Regions from separate parts of the Homo sapiens genome. Here regions 1, 2, 3, 5, 6 and 7 are each linked to region 4. The links are chromatin loops, found by intact Hi-C in ENCODE. Cell type or tissue: mammary epithelial cell. All regions are shown on one strand. Region 1 holds the start of KRT86-AS2 (KRT86 antisense RNA 2). Region 2 holds the start of LINC02874 (long intergenic non-protein coding RNA 2874). Region 3 has its middle 5.8 kb from the start of KRT84. Region 4 has its middle 20 kb from the start of MIR9898. Region 5 has its middle 35 kb from the start of KRT80. Region 6 has its middle 6.2 kb from the start of KRT83. Region 7 has its middle 5.7 kb from the start of KRT85.

Region 1 (4,000 bases), 600 kb before region 4:
AGCTCTGCAGGAGGAGGGTGGCTCTGGCAGCACCAAGGGCAAGCTGGCTTGGCTGGAGGCTGCCCTGCAGCGAGCTAAGCAGGATGTGATGTAGCAGCTGTGTGAGTACTGAGAGCTGTGATCGTCAAGTGGGGCCTGGACTTTGAGATTGCTGCCTGCCACAAGCTGCTGGAGGGTGAAGAGAGTGGATGATGGGTCAGCTGGGAAGTGCTTCAGATGTGGCTGCAGTGAGGAGTGCAGGGGCACAGGGCAGCACCACGCTCATCAGCCAGGGAAGGGTGGAGAGAGATGACCTAGGTATCCAGGAACTCGTTCCTCTAGAGCTAGGTTTCTCTCACCATCTTACAGCCCTTTGAACAAAAAGTTCTAGCTGATGTGTACTTTTGGCACCTGGGACGGGGTGACCCATAGTCATCCACCCCAGTATCAGAGACCAGGGGCCGGTTTGTCCATGGAGACAGCTGCAGGGACCAAGGCCTAGCCAGTGGGAATAAGGTCTCTGTGTGAAGTGCCTTCTTCTCAACTCTGCCCCTCTCCCCAGGCCTGGGGAAGGTGGGGTTACATGACCAGGTGGGGCTTGGCTTTCAACTCAGTAGACAACAGTAGGAGACAAGGGCTGTCACCAGGCTAGGGGAGGGAGGGGGAACTGATCACCCATGCCACAGGCATATTGCATTGATCACCTCCTTTAACACCTCACAAAACCCTGGCAGGGAGGTCCTATTATCCCCATTTTACAGATGAGGGGTAAGTTTCAGAGAGGTTAAGTGACAGCTTTAGGGACACACACTAGTCTTCAGATTATGGAGCTACCTGCTCTGGGGTCTCCTGTAGAGGTTTAAAATGTTCCCTCACGGTCTCACCTTCCAAGATCAAGTCAGGCCAAAGAAAGTGTAGTTTTTTTTTTTTTTTTTTTGGTCTTCTCTTTCCTCCAAAAAGTCATCAACAAAAGTGAGTTATATGAATTTAAGGCAGGAGTGATCAGAGAGCGCCAGGGAGCTTGCAGGGTGGAAGGACTGCTGTCTGGGAGGGTCAGGAGTGTGTGTCCTGGGGAATGCAGAATACCAAACCTAGTAGACAGATGGACTCACCTGCTTCCTTCTTTCCGCTGGCTTGGTCTGGGATTTGGGGCAAGGAGCATCAGTAAGTAAACAGTAGGCTGGCATGGTCGGATCTTATCTTATTATCTTATTCTCCTTATTCCCTCCTTCCCCGTCCACACCTTGGCGTGCCTCCTCTTGAGAAGGCAGAAGGGCTGTGTTTCTGTTCCTGTGTCTGTGACAGCTCCCTCTGTGCCTCTCCTTTTGTCGGGGGCTATTTCTTCTCTCGGGGGTGACTGCGTTTGCGTGTGTGGGGAAGGGGGTCCTGTGGTCTGTTCTCTGGGGAGAGGTCTGTTTACCTGTTCCTTTCGGGGAGTTTGTACATCTGTCTCCTGGTGGGGAGGAGGGTCTGTGTATCTGGAGGAGATGTCTGCAAGTCTGTCTTCTGGGGCTTGGGGTGGGGGGAGGAAGGGCTTTCCTCCCTCGGACAGTCGTCCTCCGTTCAGCCGGGCTCCGCCTGCCTGCTCCAGCCCCGAGCAGGCTCCGGCGCCCTGGAGACGAGCGCCCCTGGCGGCGGCTACGCGCTCTGCGGCTCTCCCGGCTGTGTCCGTGGGCTTTAGCTACACAGCTCCCGCAGATGTTGAACCCTTCCCGCCTCCCTCCGGAGAAGACAAGGAACCCTCAGCTTCTGCCCTAAAGACTTAGCCCTCTTGTGTCAGATGCCCCCTCCCATAGAGCTGACCCCACATCATCTTTCCTTTTTGCCTCCCACACCGGGACGTGAGGCGTTGGAGCACAGCTTACAGGACTATGACTGACCATCCCCAGTGCAGATGGCCTGGACGCTGGTGCCATTGGGTAGAGGTGGCCAGCTTACCTGGACCAAGAACCCTGCCCCTCTGAACTGTTCCCACCCCTTCTTTCCAGGGACTTCTCTGCAATAAAAAGTTGTGGAGTGGTCTGAGCTGCCAGGAGTTTAAACCCGGATTCTCCAGGCCATTCCCAGAGCACAGACAAACCTGGCTGCGGTGGAGGGGTCAGGGCGAGAACAGTACCAGGAAGCAACCTCCTCCCCTCCTGCTGTGAGGGTCTATGTGACTTAAGTATATGATGATTCGATATTATAGAACCAGAGTCTTTAGGATGGGGAGCCCGGAGTCCATGGGGAAAGCGAGAGAAAGGGTTCATTCATGCAGAAGAGTCTAGCCTGGGGCCCATAGCTTCTGGGCAGCAGAGCTGAGAATTCCATTCTCCATCCATCCATTCACTCTACACATACTTACTGAATGGCCTCATAGTGCTTGGTTCAGGGGACAGGATGGTGAGGAAGACACTCTAGGATTCCTGGAGATGAGGTTCTGGGTAGGGAGGTGGGCCATAGACGAGGAAACCGAGCAGAAACAGAAAAGGGTGAGATGGGGATTGGGCCAGTGCCTTCTATCACCCTGATGGGGCATTTGAAGACAGGTGGCCCTTGCAGATGGGGGCTGGAGAGAGATGAACACAATTGGGTGGCCCAAGCTTGGGTTCTGGTTTAACACACAATTGGGCCACCGAGTTGTGTTAATATGATCTGGTGGCGGGCAGAGGAACAACACACTATGGTGGAGGAAATTGTGGGCTGTGAAATCAGACGGAGGCTCCAGCTCTGTCTCTACTTCAGATCCAGGGTGTAAGTTGGTCCGAGTTTTTACAAGGCATTGGATTTTGGTGGTCGGAAGATAGAGTGGGGTGGCTAGATAAAGGCTGGATTTCTGGGTTCTTTCCCTGCCACACAGACCCAAGAGAAGCTTCTGTACAGTGAGCCCACATTCCTTTCTATTGCATGAAATTACATCATCAATGCAACAATAGTTTCTGCTTTCTATGTCCCTGGGTGGGGCTGAAGTGCGTCATTGGCCAGAGGCTTGGGCTTTACTTTTTAAGGCACTCTAGTGCCAGAGTGTCTGCTGTGTTCTTCTGGGTGCCTGCCCAGAGGACAGGTATCCAAAAGGCCCTCTTCTTGTGTAAACAGAAAAGTCTCATGCAAGAGGAATGGGACTGAAACTTGGCTAGCCGGATGCCACCCTCCTGAGGGGTAGGGGGCATGACCCCACTGGGCTCACACATCAGCCCTGGTTGATAAATACTGACCTGCCAACACTCGCAAATGCAAACAAGCTGCCTGAAGATTCTTTCAAGATTCTTTAGTCCAGCTCTGTGCTCCTTGCATTTTGCTAGGGGATCATGAGATTCTCTGCTATTCAAGCCCAATTTTCTCCAGCTCCTGCTATGATGATCATGTCAACAAGGGAACTTTGTGGGAATTGTAGGCAGGATCTAGGATGTACATTCTGCAACCTGCGTCACTCAGGACTGTTGCTCACATTTTCCCTTTTCAAATACCGAACCTGGACTTGCCTGATGTCAATCCAGAAGATCCCCAGGGCTTTGGGGTCAGGTTTGAGTTTCTTCCTGGGCCAGGGCCCTGTGGATCACAAGCAATGTTTGTGGTTTGGAGACTAATTCCCTGAGAGGCTCCCCTGGCCATGGGCCACATTCCAGACTGGGGTGGGAGGAAACTGCCCAGTGCATTTATGGAGAGTCATTCCCCAGCCCATTTATAAGCTTTGTGAGTCGGGTGGCTTCTGAAGGGAGGAGGGCTGTCCTCAGTTCAGTCATTGCTTCTCAGCAGAAGGGCACTATAAGGTGTGAGTCCTCTGTTGGCTCTGCATGCCTGCCTCACACTCCGTTGTATTTAAACATGTCAGATGCTAACTTGGCTGTGGTCATGTCTCTATCTGAGCCCCAGGAGGGCAGTGAAGGTCTCATCCATCCTCAGGGTCTGCCACAGAGTAGATGTGATGGGGTTGAGGCTGCATGGTCCTGGTTGGTGTGTCCTGTCCTGAGATGTATTGGGCCCTGTTTTTGACCATTGGCATGTGGCATTCTGCATAACCCCTTGGAAGTCTCTTGTGGAG
Region 2 (4,000 bases), 670 kb before region 4:
CGGGGCTCTTGAATGCTGACATGAGGAGTGAGCTTTCTGTTCCAAGGGAAGCTGGGAGCTGTTGAAGAGTTTTAAGCAGGAAGGGATGTGGTCAGATGCAGGGGCTGCAGTGCTATGGGAATGGGGAGGATTGCGAGGGGTCTGCCTTTGGGTTTCATGGAGCAAGGGAGTGATGGCAGGGGCATGCTCCTGCAGAGGGAGGAGGGGATGGGGTGTGTGGGTCTAGAGCAGGCAGTCTGAGGTGGGCCTGCCCAGGTGAGAGGGTGTGGGGACTCCATCAGGTCGGAGTTTGGAGCCCAGGGCAGGGCTGAGGGAGGGGGAAGGGTGAGGTGGAGGGCTGGACTGCAAGACCAGGCAGGGGAACCGCGGCTTCAGCTCTGCCAGCACTTCCCTTAGGCCTCCCAGGCTGGTCTGCTCCACTGGCCCTCAGAAAGACTTGTCGCCTCGCCGAGCCTCAGTGTTCTCATCTGAAGAATAGAGTGGGCAAGGCCTTTCTCCTACACACTCAGGTGTCTGATTAGTGAACAGTCACGGTGTCTCCAACTGGGCCCTGAGTTATGGGAGAGGCAAGCCCATGACCCACCAGGCCCCACCAAGAGCCGTGCCACAGCCTGAGGTGGGCTCTCGGTGTTGACCAGCTCTTGGAGTACTTCAGGAGGAGGTGGAGGGACTGGGGAGTTCTAGGAGTGTGTCCATGATAAAGAGCCGCAAACAAGATCCCAGGTCCAAGGCTGCCTCACCTCCCCTGTGACATGGGGTGCTCTCTCAGACCCTTCCAGCTCATTGGGCTTTTGAGCCACCCCTGCGTAGTGGGACCAGGGCCCCCAGGGCTGGGAGGACAGGGAATATGGGGTTGTAGCTTAGGCGTAATGGGGTGAGGACCCCAGGACTCACCCAGCTCTGAAGGTTGCCAGATCTTTGCATCTTACTGTTCATCTTCTGCCTCTGCAGAGCCCTGAATGGGAAGAAATGGGTTCCATGTGCAGCAAGCCAGGAGAGATTTAGGCAACGAGAACCTCCAGTTCTGTCTTAGGGTTCCCAGCTTTCTCCTTGTCCTGAGGGAGCCGCTGAGCCTGTGGGAGATGAGGGGTGCCCATTCCCCAGTGCTTCTCACCCTCCCCCACCTGCCCTCCTGGGGTACCTTTGTCTGCCACTTGCATCCTATTGGAAGCTGTCCCCAAGTGCGTGTTAGGCAGGTGGCAGGTGCTGGAGCAGAGTGCACCACCCTCCGGCGATCACTGTGAGTTGGGGTAAGAGTGGGGTGTTCCTGCCAGCCCCAGGAGAGGGGAAAGCAAGCCCCCGTCCACCCTTGTGGGTCTCTGCTCCTGGAAAAGGTGCTCTAGCAGGCTCATCTGTGTGAGTCACTGTCTTCCATGTGGGGTAAGTTGAGCCCTGCCTTTTGGATCTCAAAATCCAGGGATGCCGACATCCTGGGTCTGGAGAAGGGAGGAGGCACAGGGCAGCAGAGCCCTGGCCTGTCTTTCCTGACGGGGTATGGAGCTGGCAGGACAGGGAGGCTAGGTGGCTGGTGGTGCAGGGCGTGCCCATCCCTCTACCTCCTTCCTCACAGCCCTGCACTGCTCTGTCCCGGTCTGGCCCCTCTTCTCTCCTCACTTTTTCTTCTCTGCTTCTCTTCTCTCTCACTCCCCTCCTATCCTCAACCTTTTCGTCTCCCTCCCCGCAGTCCTTCCCTCTGCCTCCTTTATTTCTTCCTTAACCCCCTGCCCTTCCATTTCCCATCTCCTCCTCCACCCTCCAGTTCTATTCCATCCACTTGCCCCACCACAGACCCGCCTCCCTGAGTTCAAGCTGCCCATTCTTCCTTCTTGCAGCCCCTGCCCATCTGAGCAGCAGAGTTCATCCCATACCCTGCAGGGAGTCCAGCGCCACCATGATGTCCCTCTCTTCCCTCCTTGAGGCTGGCTGGGTCCAGCCTGAGCTGTGCCACCTGCTGGCTCAGGCCAGTGGGATTGTGCCTCAGGCAGGCTCCTGCCCTTCCAAGCCAAGGGCTTGGCTGCAGACCCGACAGCGGCTCCCAGAGGTGAGGCTGGGGATTGCAGCATCCTGCCAGCTGCAGTTCCCTCCCTGCTGTACTCTCGTTCCTGATGTCCTGAAGGTCCCGCTTACAAGTCTACTGGTGGGCATGAACGTGCGAATGCTGTGTGGACACCTGGGCATAGTCTGTTGTTCATGCATGCACGTGCGCATCTGGTGTGTGTGCATGATTTGAGTGTGTACCTTCTGCCTTGAGTGAGCACCACCCCTGGGAACCGCAGTGTATGTGTGAGTGCTGAGTGCACATGACTGTGCAGGTGTGTGATGGAATTCAGGCTCCTGCAGACTTTGCATATTTGTGAGTGTGTACATTTGGGAGCATGTGCGATAGCACAAAGTCATGTGTTTCCCTGAGTGCTTGGAGAAGCTTAAGTGCCCTGCCAAGTGTGTGCTTCTCTGTGCCTGGGGACACCAGTGGGCACCGGAATAGCATGAAGCCACGTGGACATGTGTGAGGTGGGAGGGGGCTGTGGGCACTTACACAAGGCTGCTTGTAGCATGCACCTGTGTGCCCAAGAGGGACTATCTGCCTGTGTGAGTTATGTGCACATGTGTGTATTCACTGCACGTGTGAGGGATATGAGACCATATCCCTGTGGCACCATAAAGGCACATGTGAGCAGTGAGCAGGGCCTGAGGAAAGCTGTCTGTGTCTGCATGAGGAGATGCATCCTCACAGGCCCAGGGTGTGGCTGTGCTGAAAGGGGACATATTTAGTGATTTATGAACTTTTAAGGAAAAGCCTCAGCCCCCATTCAGGCCCCAGACACAGTGACCCCCTGCCCCCACTGCCACATCACTCAGGCCTGACATCAGCCAGGCACCTGAAACCACAGGAATGAGAGGTGATCTCCTTGCTCCTGCCACCTCACCTGCTCACCCACTGCAGGGCTGATGCCAGGGGACAGCAAGGATGCCTCCCGAAGCACCTACTGGGTGCAGGAGTGTGCTGCCAAGACCATGCTGCAGTCCAGGCCAGAGACCCCTCTGCAGCCATGGAGGCCACGCTAGCCCCACCCGCTGGCTGAGAGAGGGTTGCAGGGAGTAGGGATACCTGTCTCTGCCTTGGTGGACTTGGGGTGCAAGTGCCCCCTTTCCCAGGCAAGCCTGACTCCTTCAGGAGAGCTGGTGGGCTTCCCAAAGTCTGCCCTCTGGGACTGACTGGCCATGAAGCAGAGGAGAGGAAGCCGTTGATAAATGTGGGATGGAGGAATGAATGAAGAAACGGTGAGGCTGGGTGAGGTGGCTCACACCTGTAATCCTAGAGCTTTGGGAAGTTGAGGCAGGAAGATTGCTTGAGTCCAGGAGTTGGAGACCAGCCTTGGCAACATAGTGAGACCCTCTCTCTGTATTTTTTTTTTGAGACAGAGTCTCAGTCTGTCGCCCAGGCTGGAGTGCAGTGGCACGATCTCGGCTCACTGCAATCTCTGCCTCCCAGATTCAAGCGATTCTCATGCCTCAGCCTCCCAAGTAGCTGGGATTATAGGATTGTGCCACCACACCCAGCTGATTTTTTGTATTTTTTAGTAGGAATGGGGTTTCACCATGTTGGCCAGGCTGGTCTCCAACTCCTGACCTCAAGTGATCCGCCTGCCTTGGCCTCCCAAAGTGTTGGGATTACAGGTGTGAGCCACTGCGCCTGGCCCAATCTCTCTCTCTCTTTTTTTTAAATTTTAGAAAAGAAACAGTGGTTCCCAGGGGTGGTGGTGGCTGGCCCCAGGGAGTGCACTGAGGGTGAGTGGATGGCTGTGCTCGGTGCTAAGAGATTGGCCTTTGAATTCACTTCTGCCTGATCCTCATTTTTCTCCTTTCTACGAAAGATCAGAAATCCCCTTCAAGTTAATTATACCAATGAAATTCAGAGGTGTGCCTGGTGCCTGGCACATGGTAGGTGCTCAGGAAATGACAGGTGTCTCCTTCCTGAGAGCTGACAGCTGTCCTGAGC
Region 3 (4,000 bases), 490 kb before region 4:
CCCTCCCTTCCTCCCTTTTCTTCTCTGTTTTGCACAATCCTCCCTTCACTTCTACACAGTCATCCCTGTTCCCATCCACACCCGCCTCCTTCCTGCTCCCATGGCAGATGCATTCATACCCCATTAGCCATTCCTGTCCCATGTCCCAGCTTCCCTCAACCCTGATCAGGCTGGGTGGGGTGGGGGTAATTGTAATTGGGACCAGTCAAGCATAGTCCCTGCTCTGTGATGAACTGTCACCATCAGCAGTTTGCAGTTTGGAGGCATTATTTCGCCAGACGATGCATAACACAACCCTCAGTCATTTTTTAGGGGGTGGCAGGTGGGGAGAGGGGGCGGAGTTGCCCTGGCAACTTTGGGTAGGAGGTTTTGCTGCTGCAACAGTTTCTTCTTGCTGTTGTCAGTCAGCCTGAGTGTAACTCCAGAGACTTGCGGGCTGAGCCCAGGCTCCGTGGCTGCATTACCATGCCTGGCTGCTGGGTCATCAGGATCCTATCTGTGGAGCAGGGAGGAGGCAGAAACGCTGAGCAGAGGAAAGGGAGGGGAAGGGCTGCCTGAGGGAGGGGGACATCCTGGTTGGCCATGCAGGTTCTGGGAACGCTGTTTGCACTGTGGCTGGGTGTGTGTGTGGGAAAGGGGATGACAGGGGAAGCCCAGATTCTGAGAAGGCTTCAGAGGGCTTCTGTTTAGCCTGGGGACGAGTTTGTGCTGGAGAGAGGCACTGGCTGGAGAAGTTTTCATGCTAAGACCTGCTCCTGCTGGGAAAGGAAGCTTCAGAGTCCCCCCAGCAGGGGTGGGGGTCGGGGGGCAGGGGGTGTGTGTGAGAGGCTAGGTCCACCCTTGCCAGTACCTCCTCCTCTCTCCCCTCTCAGATGAATGAACACGCCTCCCCACGGAAGATAAAGCACCCCCTTCTTGTTTTCTACCCACCCCTCTCACTTCTTCCAGGAAGGATGGTTTTTTCAGGTTTAATGCGATGTCTCACATGGCCCACATGGTTGTCACCTGTCCAGAGTGAAAATGTTGCTCCTGGTAGACATCTAGTTCAGTTTGCTTCAACACACCTTTATTGGTTGCTAATGTGCGCCTGGCATTGCACTTAGGTGCTAGGATGGCTAGGACAGCCTCTTCCAGGTTCAGCGACTCCAAGCACCCCCTCCTCTGCTCAGGGTGCCATTTCTAGAGCCATTTTCCCAATTCCAGCCCCTGCCAGGATTCTTTCTGGGTACTTGGTGACCCTGGCTGGAGTGTGGCAATCGTGGGTGGACCTGGGACCACAGATGTGACTGGTGTGAGGAAGGGCCATTAGGGGCAGAGTCACCCAAGGGAGGGGCCAGGGGAACAAGGAGGAGCTGTGTGGGAGGGAGAGAAACTCTGGTGAGCACTTGAAAGCTTCAGGAGGAAGAGGGCCAGGAAATGGGAGACTTTCTGTGGAGACAGACACAGAAATACAGAGCTCCAGTTCAGGTCCCCCCAGCCTCCCTAGGCCTCTCTGGGTTGTTCCCCATCCTATCCTCACTGGCACATTCTGGAGGGGCTGGGATTAGGAGACTCCAGGCCAAGCCGAGTACAGTGAAACTCTGGCTTCATGCAGACGGTTCTCTTTCTCACCAGGGCAGGGGGCCGGGGCCTGTTCCTACTGTATTCCAGCACCCATTGCAGGGCTGACCCCAGAAGACACTCAGGAGGTGTTTGCTGTGTTGAATGGAATGCAGACATCCCAGCCACCACCAGGAGGCACATCTGTCCCGCCTGTTTTGAATGTCTCCTCTCCTGGGGAGGAAGGGGGAATGGGGACACAGCTGCACGATGCTGGGGAGTCCCTGGTGGGTGTCCTGGAGGGGGTGCCCTGGTCTCTGTGCTCACATCCAGGGCTGAGCGTGGGAGCACACTCCTGGGATGAGCAGTGCTTATGGGATGACTCCAGGCAGCCTCCCTGCCCAGCAGACACTTATCAGGGGCCAGGCACTCTGGAACCAAAATCCCAAAAGGGTGGTTACCAGGCCCCGAGCCTACCTCACCGCAGTGGGGGGAGTCTTCCTTCCCTCTTCTGCTTCATTCTTAGCTCAGTCCCAACACCAAGGTGGGCCGTTTCCTGGGCCTCGAGCAGCCATCTGTGAGATGGGGTGGCCAGTCTCCTTGGAATCTGTTTGCTGACTACAGGGCGGAGGGTCACTCTGGCTCTAGGGTGCTCTGAATTAGTCCTCAGCAGGGAGTGGAGCTGGATCCAGGCCCAGGTCCAGAGAGACGAGGCTTCAAGTGGGAACAAGGCTCTCAGATCCATCATTTCCTTCTCTCTTTCCCAGCATGTGGATGTGCATCCCCGGAATCACACTCACAGGCCCCAGCCATGTGCTGCGTGCCCAGCTGGCAGCTGTGATGCCCCAGCCTGGAGCCTGCTGCTGGCATCCTGCCCAGACAGTCCCGTGGGCCTCCAGGACTCAGGCTTGCCTGCCCCTCCTCCTGGGAGCTTCCAGAGCCTCAGGACTAAGGTGGGACTCTCAGTTCTGTCCCCATGGCCTTCTGCTCTGCCACCATCACAACAGTCCTCACAGCTGTAATTTTGTGTCCCCGGTCTGTATTTCCCGGTAGGCTGTAAGCCCATGGGGCATGCGGCCAAGGCCCCATTTAAAAAAAATAGCCTTACTGAGATATAATTGCTATTACTGTATATAATTCATTCATTTAAAATGTAAGAGTCAATGGCTTTTAGAGTGTGCAACCATCAATACAGCCAATTTTAGAACATTTTCATCACCCCAGAAGAAACCTTTATTTTTTATAAAAAAAAAATGTTTTTTAAGCGACAAGGTCTTGCTCTGTCACCCAGGCTGGAGTGCAGTGGTGCGATTATAGCTCACTGCAATCTTGAACTTCTGGGCTCAAGTGATCCTCCTGCTTCAGCTTCCCAAGTGGCTGGGACTGCAGGTGCAGCCACCACACCGGGCCAAAGCAACCTTTAGCTGTGGCTTCTATGACTCCCCTAAGCTCTGTATTCTCCTCCTTCCAGCCCTAAGCAGCCACAGCTCTGCTTTCTCTGTGGATTCCCATATTCTGGACATTCATACAAATGGAATTGTAAAATAGGTGGCCTTTCGTGACTGGCTTCTTTCACTTTGCATAATGTTTCCAAGGTTCATCCATGCTGTAGCATGTATCAGCACAGGACTCCTTTATATGGCAGAGAATATTCCATTGTGTAGGTGTGCCATATTTTGGATAGACACTGTGACATGTCTACACAGTGTTGTTTCCACATTTTAGTTATTAGGAGTAATGTGATAAACTTTCACGGGCATGTTTCTGCATGGACATAGGTTTCTATCTCTCTTGGATGTATGCCTAAGAGTGATAGTGCTGACTCACCTTGTACCTCTGTGGGGACCACGCTCAGGAACTGCCAGGCTGTCTTCCACAGTGGCTGCCCCATCTTACATTCTCTACCATCGGCCCCACATACAGTGTCTACTGCGCTTTATGGGGTAAACTGGCCGTGACCAGGGCTGTCTCATTCCGCACTGAGTCTCCAGGCCCTGGGTAGCCAGCCCCATAGCAGGTGCTTGAGAGATGCAGAATGAGCCAATGAGAATGTGAAGGAATGGGTTCTGCTGACTATGCTTGCTCTCAGATCTGACTCTAGACTTCCCTTCAGCCCCTGTCCATACAGTCTTCCCTGTGATCCTGTCTCTGACCCTCGCCAGGCAGTCGTGAGCTGCTTCTTGGGGCTCCCATGCTGTTTGGCCCTCATTATTTATGAATCTTCTCTCCGGGAGGCTGAGCGTCCTTCCAAGGTTAAGAGGGAGTCTTAGTCAATTCTGCAGCACCAGCCTCTAATGCAGGGCTTGGCGCAGCATGGGTGCTCTTTGGGGAGAGTGGGGAGTCATCCCAACTCTCAGGAGAGGGGAGCCATAAGGGGGAAAGCACCCCCCAGGAGGGGCTGTTTCAGGGGGTCGGTGAGGCAGAGGAAAGGGGACTGAGGCCTCACAGAGGGTGGAAGCAC
Region 4 (4,000 bases):
CAAGGTATTCTGTCCACACTGCCCCTAACCAACAAACACATCTACACACACACACAGACACACACACACACACACACAGGCTTTCAAGCACACACACCACCACTGGAACAGATACCTAACCAGCACTCCCTGTCACAGGCCCACAGCACACAGCCCTGCACGTGCAACTCAATCATATATACTCCCAGCACACCACACGGTGTCCCAAACCCCCATCTCACACATAGTTTCATGCATAGTCCCCATAAAATATGCACAGCTGGACACAGCGTCTCTATGCATGTCTCAACACACAGACTTGCACAGTGTCAGGAGGCTCTTGTCATTGTCCCAAACACAGTCATGCCAGCTCTGCACTGGGATAGCTGGCTCTGGGGGACAGGTCTTTGCACACTGCCCACCCATTGGCTTTGCAGTTCCAGGACATCGGAGTAGCCTTCGTTTTATCCCTGCTGCCCCTACCCAAGAGCCATGATAAGCCTGGCTGGGGCAAGGAGCTGCAAAATGTCACTGCCAAAGCCATGCCCTCTCACAGACCAGCCCCTCAGGCATGGGGAAGAAAGCAGAAATAAGCCAATGGCTGGTAAGAGCTCAAAACCGTAGAAGCCCTATGGCACCTGAGGTGGACCTGGGAAGAGGACACATAAACCCTTGAGCCTGCTGGCCCAGGAGGGAGCTGTGCAAGGGCCGGGCAGACCCAGGAGGGAGCTGTTCAAGGGCCCGGCAGACCCAGGTGCTGGAGTAGTAGGGGCAATGACGGTGGCAGGAAAGTCATCAGAGATAGGGCCTGAGGTTAAAAAGCAGTAACACCCCTAGAGCAACTCAGGGCAGGCCAGGCCCTTGGAGGGCGCCAGACTCTCCTCCCTGTGCCCTTCCCCCTCCGCCTTTCAGCTTAGGAGTCAGGCAGCAGGTGTTCAAAATGCTCCCACTAGCCTGGGCGACGTGGTCAGAACTTGTCTGTACAAAAAATAAATAAAAATTAGCCAGGCAGGGTGGCACACATCTGTGGTCCCAGCTACTCAGGAGGCTGAAGTGGGAGGATCACTTGAGCTTGGGAAGTTGAAGCTGCAGCTGCAGTGAGCCTTGGTCACACCACTGCACTCCAGCCTGGACAACAGAACGAGACCCTGTCTGGAAAAAAAAAAAAATGCAGCTCTCACTGGGACTTCTGGGGGCTGACTCTGCTCTGCTTCCTGACATGAGTGCTGGTAGCATGATCTGTTCAGTTTGTGAAACTTCATCACACTGTAGACTTATGACTTGAGTACTTCTCTCTATGTATGTTACACTTCCATGAAAATTGTTTTTGTTTTAAATAAATCTCCCCGTGTGTATGAAGCTCCACATCTTTCTGGGTTGGTGTGCACATGTCTGTCTGTGCCTGTCTGTACCTGTCTGCGCCTATGCACATACAATCTCCCATAGGAATTATTCCTTGTCTCTGGTGCCTGAGGCCCTCCATATGTGCACCTGACAGTACACACACGCGCACACGCATGCACACACCCACAGCCCCCTGCCTGCGTGTCTTCCCTCCATGATGGCAAGGCTGCCGCTGCAGAGGGTGGGGAGGGAATGTAGTAAGGCCTTTCTTTCATTTAACAGCAGATATTTACAACCATCTGCTCTGTGCCAGGCACGGGGATACAGAAGCATTCCAGTCAGACTGGGCCCTGGCCAAGCTCACCGTCTGCTGGGGAGGCTGTGGTGTGGTGAGAAGGGCCCTGTGGGGTAGCACAGGGTAGGGGGAGCCCAGCCTCGGAGGGGCAGGGACGGCTTCCAGAGGAGGAAATCCTAACTAAATTGGGAAGATGAAAGGCTCACAAGTGGATGGGTCAGCCATAGGAGGTGCATTGCAGACAGGGGGACAGCAGGCACAGGGGCTAAGGGTGTGAGGGGGTGCGACTTCCTCAGGGAACCCCCAGGGGATTCAGCTGCCTGAGTGGAAGGCCACGGCAGAGGTGACTTCAGCGGGGTCAGGCGGGCCTGGAGTGCCAAGCTCAGGGGCTTGTGTGTCTCCAAGGAAGGGTTTGGGCCAGGCTGGGACATGATTGGGATCAACTGGAAGGAGTGCTGTGGAGGAAGGCGCACTGAACTGAGAGTGAGGACACGGAAGTTCTCACCCTGGCTCTGCCCGATGCTGCCCAACTCCCCTCTCTGAGCCTCCAAAACGACAGCGTGCTGCACCTCGGAGCCGCTGGCTCACAGGCGGCTGCTTTCTCCTGGGGCCTGTCTGCTGCCGGCTTGCCTGTCCTCCTGGGTCCTGCCCACGCGCTTCTGCCCCCAGGCCCGTGCAGGCGTGGACCTCCCGCGAGGGCCTCAGCAGTCTCCAGGACAGAGAGTGGAACCCGCCACCTGCTGGAAAGGCCGGAGCCGGCGCAGAGCTAGCGCGGGGCAATGTGGCGCCCTCTGCGGGGAGCCCCTGCTGCCTCGCGCCGGCACTCAAACCTCCAGTACACAGTGCAGTGGAGGGCACACCAGCAGCAGCACGCCTGTCTCACCCTGCTCCTCAGTGCCCTCCGCCCTCAGCTCCCCCCACCCACCCCCCACCATGGCCCCTGCGTTGCCAAGGGCACAGGGCATAGGAGGACGTGGACTGATCCACCCCAAGCTCCGCTCACCAAGTCATGCCCTAGCCTACATTTCCCATGAGGATGGGAGCTTCCTCTGATTTGCACAAAGCCCCCCTGTCGGTTAGTGGTGGCCTGCAACCCAACAACCTCCCAAGTCAGCCTCCTGGGATAGGGAGGATGTAGTGAGGGGGTGGGAGGGTGTGCAGGCTCGGCTTCCAGAAGCCGGGAGAGCAGTTTCTTTCCCTGCTCCTCTGCTGCCTCCTAGTGGATGTCTGATGTCTCTCCGGTTTGCACAAATCCATCCCGCTTCGGTCAATCCTAGCCGTCTTGGTGCCCATTCTTCAGAAGTTCAAGCAGGCTGACAGCAGGCTGCAGGGAAAGAGGATAATCTACGGCTGCCCACGCTTCTCTGTGTCCCTTGGGTCCCCAGCACAGCACTGTCCCCCAGTGCCAATACTGGATTCTCAAAGTCTAGAAATGAAGGCAGAAGCTGGTGTTGGAGATTTTGCCCCTTTAATCAGCTGCACCTCAATCCCCTCTGTGCTGGCTCAGGTTCTTATGCTGCAGGAATCAAGGCGAGCCTTGCCTCTCTGGCCTCGGTCTCTCTGCTGTGTTTCCTGTGGCTTGTTTGATTTTGTTCAGGACAGGTTGTTTTGTTTTGTTTTGTGTGTTTTGGGTTTGTTTTTTTTGTTTTGTTTTTTGGCTTTTTGTTTGTCTGTTTCGAGCCAAGGTCTAGCTCTGTCACCCAGAATGGAGTGCACTGGCACGATCTCTGCTCAATGCAAACTTTGGCATACCCCCCCAACCCCCGCCCCCAGTCAAGTGATCCCAAGTAGCTGGGACCACAGGCATGCACCACCACCCCCGGGCGTGTGTGTGTGTGTGTGTGTGTGTGTGTCTCAGGGTCTCACTCTGTCACCCAGGCTGGAGTGCCATGGCGTGATCTCGGCTTACTGCAACCTCTGCCTCCCAGCTTCAAGCGATTCTCCTGCCTCAGCCTCCTGAGTATCTGGGATTACAGGTGTGTGCCACCACACCCAGCTAATTTTTTGTGTTTCTGGTAAAGACAGGGTTTCACCATGTCAGCCGAGCTAATCTCAAACTCCTGACCTCAAGTGATCTGCCCGCCTCGGCCTCCCGAAGTGCTAGGATTACAGGCATGAGCCACTGCGCCCGGCCCCAGCAATTTTTTTTTCCTTTGGTGGAGATGGGGTCTAGCCATGTTGCCCAGGCTGGTCTCAAATGCCTGAGCTCACGCAATCTGCCTGCCTCTGCCTCTCAAAGTGCTGGGATTACAGGCATGAGCCACTGCACCCCCAGCCATTTTTTCTTTTGTTTTTTGTTTGTTTGTTTGTTTTTTGTTTTTGAGACAGAGTCTTGCTCTGTCACCCAGGCTAGAGTGCAGTGGCACGATCTCAGCTCACTGC
Region 5 (4,000 bases), 720 kb before region 4:
CCAGGCTGGTCTCGAACTCCTGACCTCAGGTGATCCACCTGCCTCGGCCTCCCAAGGTGCTAGGATTACAGGCATGAGCCACTGCACCCAGCCAGAAAGCTACACTTTCGAGGGTTGACCTTGAAACTACGTGGGGCCATGTGGCTATCCCTGATCCCCTGGAAGGTCTTCAGAGTTAGCTTATCAGCTCAAGTTATTCTCCACTCTGAGTACACGACAGGGAACTCCTCTCCCTCAGTGCTTAGGCACTGGGGTGGCCATGGGGGTTGGGGCAGCAGTGGCCTGTCAGGGCAGGGTTTTGCAAGGGGACTTAGCATCCTCGGGAGAGGAGGACACTGGCCATCTTCCTTTTTCCAGGAGGTCATGGGGAGAGTATGTGGTGGGACACCGTGGGCCTCCCTCCACCAGAAACATGGTCTTAGCAGCCACGGGCTTGTAGGGGGATGGAGCTGAGGAGAGGACTGTCAGGCAGGCTGGAGAGCCTCCAGGGGGACCCTAGTCTCCCCCAATCTCAGGGAGCTCCTTAAAGCAGCCACAATCCACTGCAAAAGGGCAAAGCCTATGGGGGGGCCTGGGGGAAGTAGGACTCCAAGGCCTCCATTTTGTACCCCTAAAGGCTGTAGCCAAGAGGAGGAGGAATGCAGGATTCCCCGCTAGGCCCTGTTCTGACAGGCTGGGGAGGAAGGGTGGGGCTCCCAAGTGAGCCCACATGCTCCTGATCTCAGGTCGTAGCTAGGCAGCTTTGTAAACAGCAGAAACACAGAGCAGCCTCTGTGTGTGTGTGTGTGTGTGTGTGTGTGTGTGCATGTGTATGTGTGTGCCTGTGCTGGGGGACTCACGCCCCAGAGGGGACCCTTCTCATTACTTTATAGTCACAGTTATATACAGGTCTGAGGCTGGGGTTCTGCCAGCTAATGCTTGCTGGCATTAGCTGTGTTGCAGGTCTGTGTTGCAGGTCTGCTCCATGTATTGTCTCCTTTAATCTTCCCAACCCTATAGGCAGGCATCCTTATTACCCAGTTTTACAGGTGGGGAAACTGAGGCTCTGAAAGTTGCAGATGCTCAGGGTCACAGAGCAACTGAGTGATAAAGCCAGGTCAGGGTTCAAATTGAGGTCTGTCTGACTTCAGTCCAGTTATACTCCTGGCACCTGTGGACGTGTGTGCATGTGAGCACTGATCAAGGGCTATGTGTATGCACATGTGCGGATGTGTGCTTTGATGGTGGGCCTCAGTCTGCCTGCGCCTGTTGAGGACACCTGCATGTAGGCGTGGATGTCTCCGCCCAGGGATGGAGGTGTGCACACAGATGTCCATTTGCACTTATGTTTGCACAATGCACGTATGTTGGGTACACATGTATGTGTTGTATGTGTGCACATGTGAACATATGCATAAGAACATATGCTTGTGCACAGTGTGCCTGCATTTGTGAGTAGGTGTGTGCATAGGCTGTGCATATGTGTGTTCATATCTGCAGATAGCCATGTCCCCAGGTATATGTGGTCATCTCCAAAGGCTGACCTCACTCCAGTTCACTCAGCCTGTGTCCCCTTCTCAGGCTCCTGACTCACCACATGTGTGGAATCTATTTGCATGTCAGTCCCACTGAGTCAGTGTCACAGCAGGATGTGTGATGGCCTTGCTGGTGGTACAGGGACTTCGAAGGAGGGGCGCTTGGGGAGAGGTAGGATTGGCAGGGATGAGTGTTGAATAGGAAGGTGGCGGATGGGATGAAAGAGATTAAGGCCAGGTGTGGAGGCGGGCCTAGGTGTTTTTCAGCCCCCAGTCAGGGGTAGAGGCCTCAAGGAGGCTAATCCTGCCCCCTGTACTTACCTCTTTCTTATTTTTTATTTTTATTTTTAGATAGAGATGGGGTCTCACTATATTGCCCAGGCTTGTCTCGAACCCCTGAGCTCAAGCGATCCTCTCACCTCGCCCCAGGAACAGCTCTTTGCACTGTCCCAGACCCCAGGCCATAGGTATCTGGTTCCCCATTGGGCGTGGAGGTGCAGATGAGGCAGTGGTCAGCAGGGGGCGCTCAGAGCCTGCAGATGGTGGGGAGCCATGGAACAAGCAGGTGGGAATGGGAGTGGGGAGGGTAGGGCTGAACCACGGGCACAGACCCACCTGCGGGGAAAGGGTGGAGGAACATGAACTTTGCAACATGAGGGGCAGACTCCCAGAGGGCCAGATATACACATCCTCCCCAGAGGGACAGGCCCTCTCCAACAGACTCACAGACCCTCAGAAGGACAGACACAGGGACAATCCCTCACCCTCTGAGAACATTCCGGGCCCAATGAGCCGGAGGGAGGTGAGAGTGACCACACTGGCCTGCATGTCCCTCTGGAGGCAGGGGGTGTTGGCTCTTGGTGACAGTGAGGAGGGGAAGGAAGGCAAGGGCTCTAGAGTCAGGCACGCTCAAGGTCTGACTTCAGCGTTGCCTCTGGGTGACCTGAGCTCTCCTGAATGGGGCAATGTCTTCCAGGTGTCCAGCTCAGGCCTGGACACGCAACGTCACCCTGGAGGTTATGAGAGGTTGCCAGAGCCTCCGTCATTGGTATGTCTGCACATTTCTCCAAGCATCTACTAAGTGCCAGGTCCACTGCAAGGCGCTGGGGATATGGTAATGATCAAGTCACACTCAGTGGCTCCTGCCACTGCTAGGGAGCTAACATTCTAACGGGGGGAGTATCTTAGGATACTTGGGATACAAAATGATCACTATTCCCCCCATTTGATTATTTGAAGTGGAAATTATGGGACAAAAGGCAGAGACTGGCAGGGAAGGCCCTTTCCTCTTTTATTGCTTATCAAATGCAGGCTGAGAAAAGTCCAGATATTATGGTACTGCTGTGGTCCCCTGCCTCTTACTGCAGAGGTCAGATCCAAACCCTCCATCTCATTCAGTCAAAGCTGAGGTTCAACAGTGGCCCCTGAGGCCTAGTGTAGGCTGAACCCCCCGCCTCTCCCCTCATCCCTCCTCGCAAGTCCTCAAACATGATAGGCAGGTTCTGCCTCCGGGCCTTTGCCCTTGCTGTTCTGCCTCTGGGCCTCTGGCCTTGCTATTCTCTCTTCCTGGAATGGTCTTCCCCAGGCTTCTGCGTGGCTTGTTTCTTCATCTCTTGTTTTTTTTTTTTTTGAGATGGAGTCTCACTCTGTCACCCAGGGTGGAGTGCAGTGGTTCAATCTCAGCTCATTGTAACCTCTATCTCCTGGGTTCAAGTGATTCTCCTGCCTCAGCCTCCCCAGTAGCTGGGACTACAGGCACCTGCCACCACACTCAGCTAATTTTTTTGTACTTTTAGTAGAGACGGGGTTTCACCATGTTGGCCAGGCTGGTCTCGAACTCCTGACCTCAGGTGTTCCACCCGCCTTGGCCGGCCAAAGTGCTGGGATTACAGGCGTGAGACACTGCGCCTGGCCAAAATGTTCCTTTCTTAGTGAGGCTTTTCCTGACCTCCCTATTAATCACCCTACTCTCAACATTCCCTATGCTCTTTCTGCTTTAGTTTTCTCCATAGCACTTTTTATCAACGTCTAGTCAGCTATGTCTTTTACATGAATATATTTCTTCCTTGTTTTTTTCTTCCCATGAGAACATAAACTCCATGTGGGCTGGGATTTGGGCAGATTTGTTCACAGCTGTATCCCCAGGGCCTAGAATGTGCCTGGCACATCGTAAGTATCAATAAATATTTGTCAATGCATGTTTGTCAAGTGAATGTTGAGTGCTGGCCTTGCAGTGGCACACCCCTCTTCCTGACGGGGGCTAATGATGGGTCGGGGGTTGGGGGGGCACGATTTAAAGGCTGCAGTTGAGTTGATGCTGGCATAACCTTTTGGGGGCTAGGGGCCTGGGGATGTTAGTCCCTTTTGTGCTGCTATAACTGAAGACTATAGACTGGGTACTTTATAAACAATAGAAGTTTATTTGGCACATGGTTCTGGAGGCTGGGAAGTCCAAGATCATGGGGCTGCATTTTGTGATGGCCTGA
Region 6 (4,000 bases), 550 kb before region 4:
GGAAAAGTTGAGCAGTGCTGCTAGTTACAAAGTCAACTTACAAAAATCAAAAGTGCTTTTCTTTATCAGTGACAGCTAATCAGAAAATATATGGAAAATATGGCTGGGCACAATGGCTCTTGCCTGTAATCCCAGCATGTTGGGATGCCAAGGCAGGCAGATCACTTGAGGTCAGGAGTTCGAGACCAGACTGGCCAACATGGTGAAACGCTGTCTCTACTAAAAATACAAAAAAATTAGCCAGGCACGTTTGTAGTTCCAGCAACTTGGGAGGTTGAGGCAGGAGAATCGCTTGAACCCGGGAGGCGGAGGTTGCAGTGAGCTGAGGTCGCGCCATTGCACTCCAGCCTGGGCGACAAGATCTCAAACAAGATGTCATTCCTAAGACAGATTAAAAACAATAAAGTATTATATAACTTTATAAAGTATGCACAAGATGTCTATGGAGAACAATATAAAACTCTATAATGAAAATAAAAAACAAAATCTGATTAAATGGAATTATGCTATATTCAGGAATACTTTGACCTAGCATTCTAAAGTTATAAATTGCCCCTAAATTAGTTGGCAAATTCAATGCAAACCCAACAAAAATTCCAGCCGGATTTATTTTGAGGAACTTGATAAAATTAATTTTTTTCTGAAAGAGTAAAGTTTATTTATAGCAAAGCCAGTTATGAAAAAGGAAAGGAAAGTCTGAGGACTCGAGATAAAATAGTAATAATAAAGTGTGCAGCAATATGTAGATAGACTAATGGAGCAGCACAGACACTCACAACAGGCCCCTTCCCATCAGTAAAGCTTGGTATTTAATGAGGGTTGCAACAAGCAAAGGGCCATTTATTCAGTTGGTGAGATTTGTAAAAAATAGACACACCGTATGGAAAGCATAGAGCTGGAGTTTAGTTCATACCATGTCCCATGGGAAGCCTCGGATGAATTAAAGGCCAGGACAGATAAAGCTAAAAGGCAAGCAGAAGCCATGTAGGAGAATGTCCTTACTTATGGGTGGGGAAAGATTTCTTAAGCAAACCTTGAAAATAAAGACCAGGTAAAAAATGGATCGACATGACCACATTAAAATGAAAAATTCCAGTTTAGCGAAAGACTACACAGAAAAAAAAATAGTTGGTAGTTGATAGCCTGGGAAAAGTTATATATTTATATATATATATATTCCTTATACGTGTGTGTGTGTGTGTGTGTGTGTGTGTATAAGAAACGTCTATATATATAAGGAATGCCTGCAAATCCACAAGTAAAAGAAAGGAAATCCAGTAGAAAGCTAGTCAGGGATCTGAATAGACAGTTCATCAAAGGGAAAGCCCAAATGGCTAATAGGAATATGAAGAAATGATGACTGCCCCCAGTCCTTAGAAAGATGCAGATCAGGCCACAAGTTATGTTTGTACCATCAGAATGGCAAGGATCAGAAAGGTGGATGTGGAGGGGTGGGAGGATGAGAACCCTGGGGCACTGTGGTTGGGAGCGTGGGGTGGTGTAGACATTCTGGAAAGCAACGTAGAGTTGTTCAGTGAATTCAGGCATGTGTAAATGTGTAAATGACCCAGCACTCGCACTCCTGAGAGAAATCCAACCCCACATATGAAAGCAGTCCTTATGCAAAGAACAGGTTATTCATTGTGGCATTATGTGTAGCAGAAGGAAGTTGGAGGCACCCTAGCAGATGAGTTAGAGAGCTTTGCTGGGGCCAGCCTGAAAATCAGGCCCAGGAGCCTTCAGATGTCTTCTGCTGAGCCTTTGGTGCCTGGGGAGATGCATCTTGAAAGTGGAGCTTTTGGGAACTAAAGCTGCGAAGGCATATAATGGGCTGGAGGAGGGGAGACTGGCTCATAAGATCTGTTTAGAAAGTTAATGTCTGGGGTGGAGGCGGTGGGTTGCCCACGGAGGGGTACACGGCCGAGTGCTGAGCACATGTAGAGAAGCCCCTGGGAAAGTGAAAAACTCCAGGCAGGGAAGAGCCACGAAAGCCACACTCCACGCTGATCAACATAGGAGGGCTTCTTGTAGGAAAAGGGCTCTCCTAGATGGCAGCACTGGGTACCTCCTGATGCCAAGCTAGGGTGCCCTCTGGTGGGAACATTGTGGCAATCCTGGCAGTCCAGGACATCTTTTCTAAGGCACCTTCTGCAGCACAGCTATGACTCATATGGCTTCTCTGAGCCACAGAACTCAGGGTTTCGGTCTATGAAATGGATGCATGCCATGCAGGTGTGATGAAGCTGGGTGAGCTCCAGCTCCGGGGTAATGACAAGCATTTCTGGGCCAAGGTTTTCTTCCTGTTCGTCTCTGATACTCCTCCCACAAGCCTTCTGAACGATTGGAGGGGGTAGCCCTGGAGGGCGTCATGTCCCACCCCACCCTCCGTGCTGTACCACTCCTGCTGGATCCCTCCAGGAACAGGGAGGCTTTAGCCAGGCTGGGCAACCTGAAGTGGGCCTTATGTTGAACCCGAAGCCAAGCCCTGTGCTTGAGCTTGTTGGTCACCCTCCACCTGTCTGGTTATGCCCCACACATTAACCCGGTCCCCCAACAGCCTTGCTCAGCACCTCCCAAGTCCTCTCCACCCTGCACCCCACCCACTCCCATGAGATGCACACCCATCCTGCTCTCCTCAGGAGCACTCACAGTGCAGGATTTCAGGGACCTGGGTGCACAGAGCACCCCTCTGGGTGCTATCTGGGCCAGCAGTGTCCTCTGGAAGCAGTGAGGGGCTGGGGCTGGCCACTCTTCCCCTCATGGGTCTGAGCAGCAGGGGAAGGGTGGCCACTGCTCCGGACGCTGTGAGTCTCTGGGTGCTGCCTGAGGGTGCAGGAGCTCCTTAGAACAGACACAATGAGCTCTCCCTGCTCGGACTGCAGTCCTCAAGTAAGACAAATTTGGTTGTTAAAGCTACTAAATTTGAGGACTTAGTAACTGCTGTAGTAAAGTGGAACAGACTTACCTGGATTCCATAATTTGCAATCACTGTTGAGTATTGGCATCATTCCAGAAATTAAGACAATCGAAATTCATTGTAAGTTTTCAGTTTTAGCTCCATTTAAACCTCTTCTGTCTCCCCCCGCCACTAGGCCACCTCTCCACATGCCCAAACTAACATATTTATGGCTCTCATGGCCTGGTGGGATGGGGGTCTTTTCATCACACACTTCCACCTTCCTTCTCTTTTGAGATTTGCAGCATGTATTGAGTCAGGGGAGGGACTGTCAGGCAGGGCTCCCTGCCTAGGTGATAGCTTGTTAGGGCAGCAGGCTCCGTGGCTGCCTCTAAATTTAGGTGGTGGCCCACAAGCCTGTTGTTGGAGGGTTGATTTCACAAGGTCCCCTACCCTGGTGCTGCCTTGCAACATATGGCCACATCTTGCCCTCCATGCTGCTGGATGGCTCTTCCATCTCAGTTGTCCTCTGAGACCATCTTTTGGGCCTATGGCTATGAGGGGTGGTGACCATGTGTGTGCAGCTGTCTTAGAAGAGGAGGGATGCTGACAACCTCTTGTGCTCAGCTTTAGGCCTTGGCTGCAAATCGGGGAACACAGGAAAAATGCATCTGCTCTCCCCTTCCTCACACAATACCACAGCGAATATCCTAGTTTATTGTACATAGCCATCCATAGGATTTTAGGTCTACTTCTTCACCCTAGAAATCAGAAGAGCCTGTGTCTCCCTTCCCCATCAGATGCAGGAGACTCTAAGCTGCTTTCTCAGACACCCCCTTTCTTCAGCCTGGTCATTGTACACTCTCTTCTCAGAACTCTGCATCCCAGAAACACTGCTTCTGCCTCCATGCTGCCTCAGGTGTAGCTGCACCCTCCCCCTTCTTGTCCTGGGTCAAAGCTCTTATTCTGCCCTGGGCTCTCTGTCCTCTCCCCCAGCTATCAGTCTCACTTACTTTGGAAGCATCTTAGAAGCAGGGTTCTAATTCACAGACAGGGACCTTCTACTGATCTAGAATTATGAGAGAAAGAGGTGTTACTTTATAA
Region 7 (4,000 bases), 510 kb before region 4:
ACAGCTGATTCAAACTGGGTACCGCCCTTTGCCTCTGCTGGCCACACTTTTATTATGCATCTAAGGCTACGCCACTGCCGCTGCTGAGACGCAGCTCTTGGAGGCTCTTCTTAGCCCTCTTTCCCTCTCTTTGACTTTCACAAGACTTGGGCATGATTCAGGGACCCTAAGTGAGAGAAAGGAGGGTCAGAGCAACTCTACGTTCTCCAGTGTGTCATGGCGGGGTTCCGTGCCCAGCTGACACAGCTGCTCCCTGGCCTGCTCCACGGCAACTCCAAGAAACTCCATTCTCCTCCCGAACTCTGTCCACGTGCCTTCCTATTGGCAGCATTCCCTGGTGCTTTGCTGTTTTCCATGGTTACTCGGGATCAGAGCAGTGGCTCAGTCGTTACAGAGCCTCTGATTTCAGGAATGTACTGCATGAATGGTTTTGAAATGTTTTCTTTCTTTTCTTTTTGGCAGTTGAGCCATCTCCCCAAATCCTAGGAGGAAAACAGCTATATAAAGCCATGTATTTACTTATGTAGTTATAGAATAGATAAGATTGACATGCTGGTCTCCCTGTTTGCCCCTGGCCCTCCAACTCCATTCTCAGCCGAGGAGAGTAAGCCCCGTAAAACATAAGTTGGATCATGTCTCTACCCTGCTCAAACACCCAATTCCCCATTTTGCTTGGAGTCCTAACAATGGCCAACAAGGCCCTGCACTGCCTGTCTGTGTTGTGGCCTTTGTCACCGGTCTCCCTGTGTTCAGCAACCACAGTGACCTCCCACTGGAGCACCAGGACAGGGTGCACTCCTGACTCAGGGCCTGTGCCCTGCTGTCTCTTCCACCCAAATGCTCCCCTGTCATCCAAGTGGCTTGCCCATTGCCTCCTGCAGGGCTTTGCCCCTATACCATCTCTCTGACCCTTTAAAAAAATGGCAACCTGCCCTCCACCCCAGGGCACTCTCCATCCAGCTTATCTTGCTCTTATTTATTTATTTTTCCATCACACTTAACACAGTCCAGAATTTACTTATTTATTCTATTTGTGGATTATTGTCTGTTTTTCCCATCACCCCAAAGTAAACTCCATGGAAGCAGAGATTTTGTCTGTTTTGTTCATTTTGTTCACCTAGAAAAGTGCTGGGAATATAGTAAGTGCTCAGTAAATATTGTTGACTGATGAATGTATAAATGAATGGCTATCTTGGATACTTTAGATATTTGAGGTTTGGCAGAAAATGACAGCTTGTGGGAAGCCTTGGCCCTTGAGCCCCGAGGAACACATGCAGTTTGAAAGCCATGGGACTAAGACCCCTCCCTGGCTCTTTCCTGCTTCAAGGCTGTGGTTTTCTGAATACCCATGGAGACAAAGAACACAGAACGGTGAAAACGGCTGGGTTGGGCTGGTGAGAAAGGAGATAGATTTATTTTTAAAAGCTGTTACTTATTGTTTTTATGTTTGTGTCCTAATTACAAATCTGGAGAAAAACAAAATGGTTTTACAAGACTCTAAGCTCCCTCCTCTCCTTGCTATATTGCACAAGCCAATCCTGCTGGTAGCCTGCTTTGAAAATCTCCTACGCCTTCTTGTCCGAAGTTGGTGGCCAGAAGAGGGCAGCAAATTCCCACAGCTGGCCTGGCAGCAGTTCAGTCGTGGCAGAAGCAGAGAAGGCCAGGGATCTGCCTGCAGCTGGCTCTGGTTTCCAGATCTTTGGAAGCTGGAGACAGTCCCTGACGCTTCTGCATCCACCTGTGGTTGGTACTGGAGTGGCTGAGCTGCTGACAAAGCTATTGTTCATTGACAAAAGAGAAACACCACCACCACCACCACTACTGAAGCAATTGTGTACCCACTGTGGGCCAGGTTGAGTGCCAAGCACCTTGGATTACCATTGCATGTCATCCCCACATCTCTTTGAGGTACGACATATTTTTCCATTTTACAAATGAGGCAAGAGGCGTATTGAGATTACGTGACAGGCAGAACAGCACAGTGGTGGTGAGCATGGGCTCAGGAGTCAGAGCTCCTGTGCCTCACCACTTATTTAACCTCTCTGGGCCTCAGTTTTGTCATCTGTCAAATGGGAAATAATAAAAGCACCTACCACCTAAGGATATTGAAAGAATAAAATGAGTTAACCTGTGAGAATTATTTGGAACACTACTCAGTTCAACATATGTTAGGTATTATTGTTACCTCTCATTACCTTTGGTCACGCAGCCAGTAAGTGGAAGACCTGGGATTGAACTCAGGTCTGCCTGTGCCCTTGTCCATGGGTTTGACCCCTATGTCATCTCTGGGAGATAACTGACATATTAATAATATTGAGTCTTCCAGCTCATTAACACAGTATATCTTTCTATTTATTTAAGTTTTCTTTGATTTCTTTCATTAATGTTTTGTAGTTTTCAGCATACAGATCCTCATATACTTTTTAAAGGTTTATGCCTAAGTATTTATCCTTTGGAATTAAATGGTACTATTGGAAATGATATTTCAACAATTTTTTAATTTCCATTGCTGGTGTATAGAAATACAATTGATTTCTGTATATTGACCTTGCATCCTGCAACCTTCCTAAAGTCACTTATTAGCTCTAGTAGATATTTAAATAAAGATTTCCTAGAATTTTCTATATAGAAAATGAAGACTTCTGAGCTGTATTTCTTCCTTTCCAACCTGTATATTTTTGCCTTAGTTCAGTGGCCAGGACAGCTTGTACAATACTAAGAGTGGTGTAAGCAGACTTCTTTATTTTGTATCTAATCTTAGAGAGAAAGCATTCAGTCTTTTACCATTAAGTATGCTGTCAGCTGTAGGTTTTTTTTTTTTTAGATTTCATTTGCCAGGCTAAGAAAGTTCCCTTCAATTTCTAGTTTGCTGAGAGTTCTCTCTCTTTTAAGCCAAGAATGGATGTTAAATTTTGTCAAATGCTTTTTCTGCATCTGTCAAGATAATTATACTGTTTCTCCTATTTAGTCTGTTGATATCATGAATTACATTAATAGACTTTTGAAAGTTGAACCAACCTTGCATTCCCAGGCTAAACTGTCATTGGTTATGATATACTATCCTTTCATTTGTTACTGTGCTTACTTTACTAATGCCTTGCTGAAGATTTTTTCATTTCTGTTCATTAAGGATACTAGTTTATAGCTTTCTTTTCTTATAATGTCATTGGGTTTTGGTGCAGGGTAATGCTGGTCTCAAAAAGAATTGAGACGTTTTCCCTTCTCTTATGTTTTCTGGAAGAGTTTGGGTTGAATTCTTTCTTAAATGTTTGGTAGAATTCACAAGTGAAAATGCTTAGGCCTGAATTCTTCTCTGTGGGAAGGTTTAAAACTGTACATTCAGTGCACACTTACTAGATATAGAGCTATTCAGGCAGGACTGGCTACATAATTTACAAGGTCTATCTTGGTGAATGTTCCCTATTATCACTTGAAAAGAATGTATACTTTTCTGTTTGGGGTGGTGTGCTCTATAAATGTCAAGTAAATGAGGTTGATTGAAAGTGACACAAATTACCAAAGACAGTGACAGTAGGCATTAAACTTTCCTTCTGTTAATCTGTCTTTGGTCATCTTAATTCACAGACTCCAAGCACTAAAACTAAGTGGGTAAAGGAAAGCTTTTTCTCCCTGACAGTGTGTTTCGACCATTTATGCTATATGTAATTATTAATATTGTTTTATTTAAGGTCTGTGATTTTATTATTTGTTTTCTTTTTGGCCTTTCTGATGTTTCTCTATTCTTTTTTATCTTCTTTGGATTATTTAGATATTAATATATTTTCCTTTGATCTATGACTTAAAAAACTTATTTATTATTATAATTATTCTTATTTTTGCAGAGAAAGGGTCTTCTGATATTACCAAGGCTGGTCTCGAACTTCTGTGCTCAAGTGATTCTCCTGCCTCAGCCTCCTACAGTGTTAAGATTGCAGGCGTCAGCCACCACGCCTGACCTCTATTGATTTTTGAGTGTATCTCTATGTATTACTTTTTAGTG

The links. Peaks named below come from ENCODE experiments on the same cell type or tissue, not always from the same donor. Only the 100,000 strongest peaks of a DNase experiment are listed, where the experiment ranks them.
Region 1: a loop joins it to region 4, with 6 times the contacts of the local background. A loop is called at or near these places in 4 of 110 quality-filtered maps.
Region 2: a loop joins it to region 4, with 5 times the contacts of the local background. A loop is called at or near these places in 9 of 110 quality-filtered maps.
Region 3: a loop joins it to region 4, with 8 times the contacts of the local background. A loop is called at or near these places in 17 of 110 quality-filtered maps.
Region 5: it touches region 4 in a loop (13-fold over the local background); 102 of 110 quality-filtered maps call a loop at or near these places.
Region 6: it touches region 4 in a loop (7-fold over the local background); 8 of 110 quality-filtered maps call a loop at or near these places.
Region 7: it touches region 4 in a loop (13-fold over the local background); 98 of 110 quality-filtered maps call a loop at or near these places.

What each region holds. Positions count from the first base shown.
Region 1 is chr12:52,277,542-52,281,541 of GRCh38, forward strand. The region is part of intron 2 of KRT86 (keratin 86); the gene reads left to right. It overlaps KRT86-AS2 (KRT86 antisense RNA 2), which reads right to left and starts at 1,615. Exons shown (of 2, transcript NR_199073.1): 1 at 1,400-1,615. RefSeq lists an enhancer at 2,536-3,735. In mammary epithelial cell, a CTCF peak has its summit at 1,606; DNase peaks (open chromatin) are centred at 1,610, 2,970 and 3,600; H3K4me3 peaks cover 326 bases; H3K27ac peaks cover 3,032 bases.
Region 2 is chr12:52,211,648-52,215,647 of GRCh38, forward strand. It overlaps LINC02874 (long intergenic non-protein coding RNA 2874), which reads right to left and starts at 1,936. Exons shown (of 3, transcript NR_164133.1): 1 at 1,869-1,936; 2 at 895-955. It overlaps LINC00592 (long intergenic non-protein coding RNA 592), which reads left to right. Exons shown (of 5, transcript NR_027358.2): 2 at 397-509; 3 at 952-1,380. RefSeq lists an enhancer at 1,800-2,361. In mammary epithelial cell, a CTCF peak has its summit at 2,027; a DNase peak (open chromatin) is centred at 2,054; H3K27ac peaks cover 301 bases.
Region 3 is chr12:52,389,437-52,393,436 of GRCh38, forward strand. No RefSeq gene overlaps it. Among named protein-coding and RNA genes, the nearest start is that of KRT84, 5.8 kb to the left of the region's middle. In mammary epithelial cell, a CTCF peak has its summit at 1,732 (motif pointing right); DNase peaks (open chromatin) are centred at 505 and 3,265; H3K27ac peaks cover 2,288 bases.
Region 4 is chr12:52,877,277-52,881,276 of GRCh38, forward strand. No RefSeq gene overlaps it. Among named protein-coding and RNA genes, the nearest start is that of MIR9898, 20 kb to the right of the region's middle. In mammary epithelial cell, CTCF peaks have their summits at 816, 2,368 (motif pointing left) and 2,834 (motif pointing left); DNase peaks (open chromatin) are centred at 2,365 and 2,785; H3K4me3 peaks cover 363 bases; H3K27ac peaks cover 516 bases.
Region 5 is chr12:52,154,921-52,158,920 of GRCh38, forward strand. No RefSeq gene overlaps it. Among named protein-coding and RNA genes, the nearest start is that of KRT80, 35 kb to the right of the region's middle. In mammary epithelial cell, a CTCF peak has its summit at 2,024 (motif pointing right); DNase peaks (open chromatin) are centred at 721, 2,041 and 2,491; H3K27ac peaks cover 3,107 bases.
Region 6 is chr12:52,325,596-52,329,595 of GRCh38, forward strand. No RefSeq gene overlaps it. Among named protein-coding and RNA genes, the nearest start is that of KRT83, 6.2 kb to the left of the region's middle. In mammary epithelial cell, a CTCF peak has its summit at 2,075 (motif pointing left); a DNase peak (open chromatin) is centred at 2,176; H3K27ac peaks cover 732 bases.
Region 7 is chr12:52,371,138-52,375,137 of GRCh38, forward strand. No RefSeq gene overlaps it. Among named protein-coding and RNA genes, the nearest start is that of KRT85, 5.7 kb to the left of the region's middle. RefSeq lists enhancers at 1,557-1,726, 3,234-3,403 and a cis regulatory region at 1,642. In mammary epithelial cell, a CTCF peak has its summit at 1,598 (motif pointing right); a DNase peak (open chromatin) is centred at 1,614.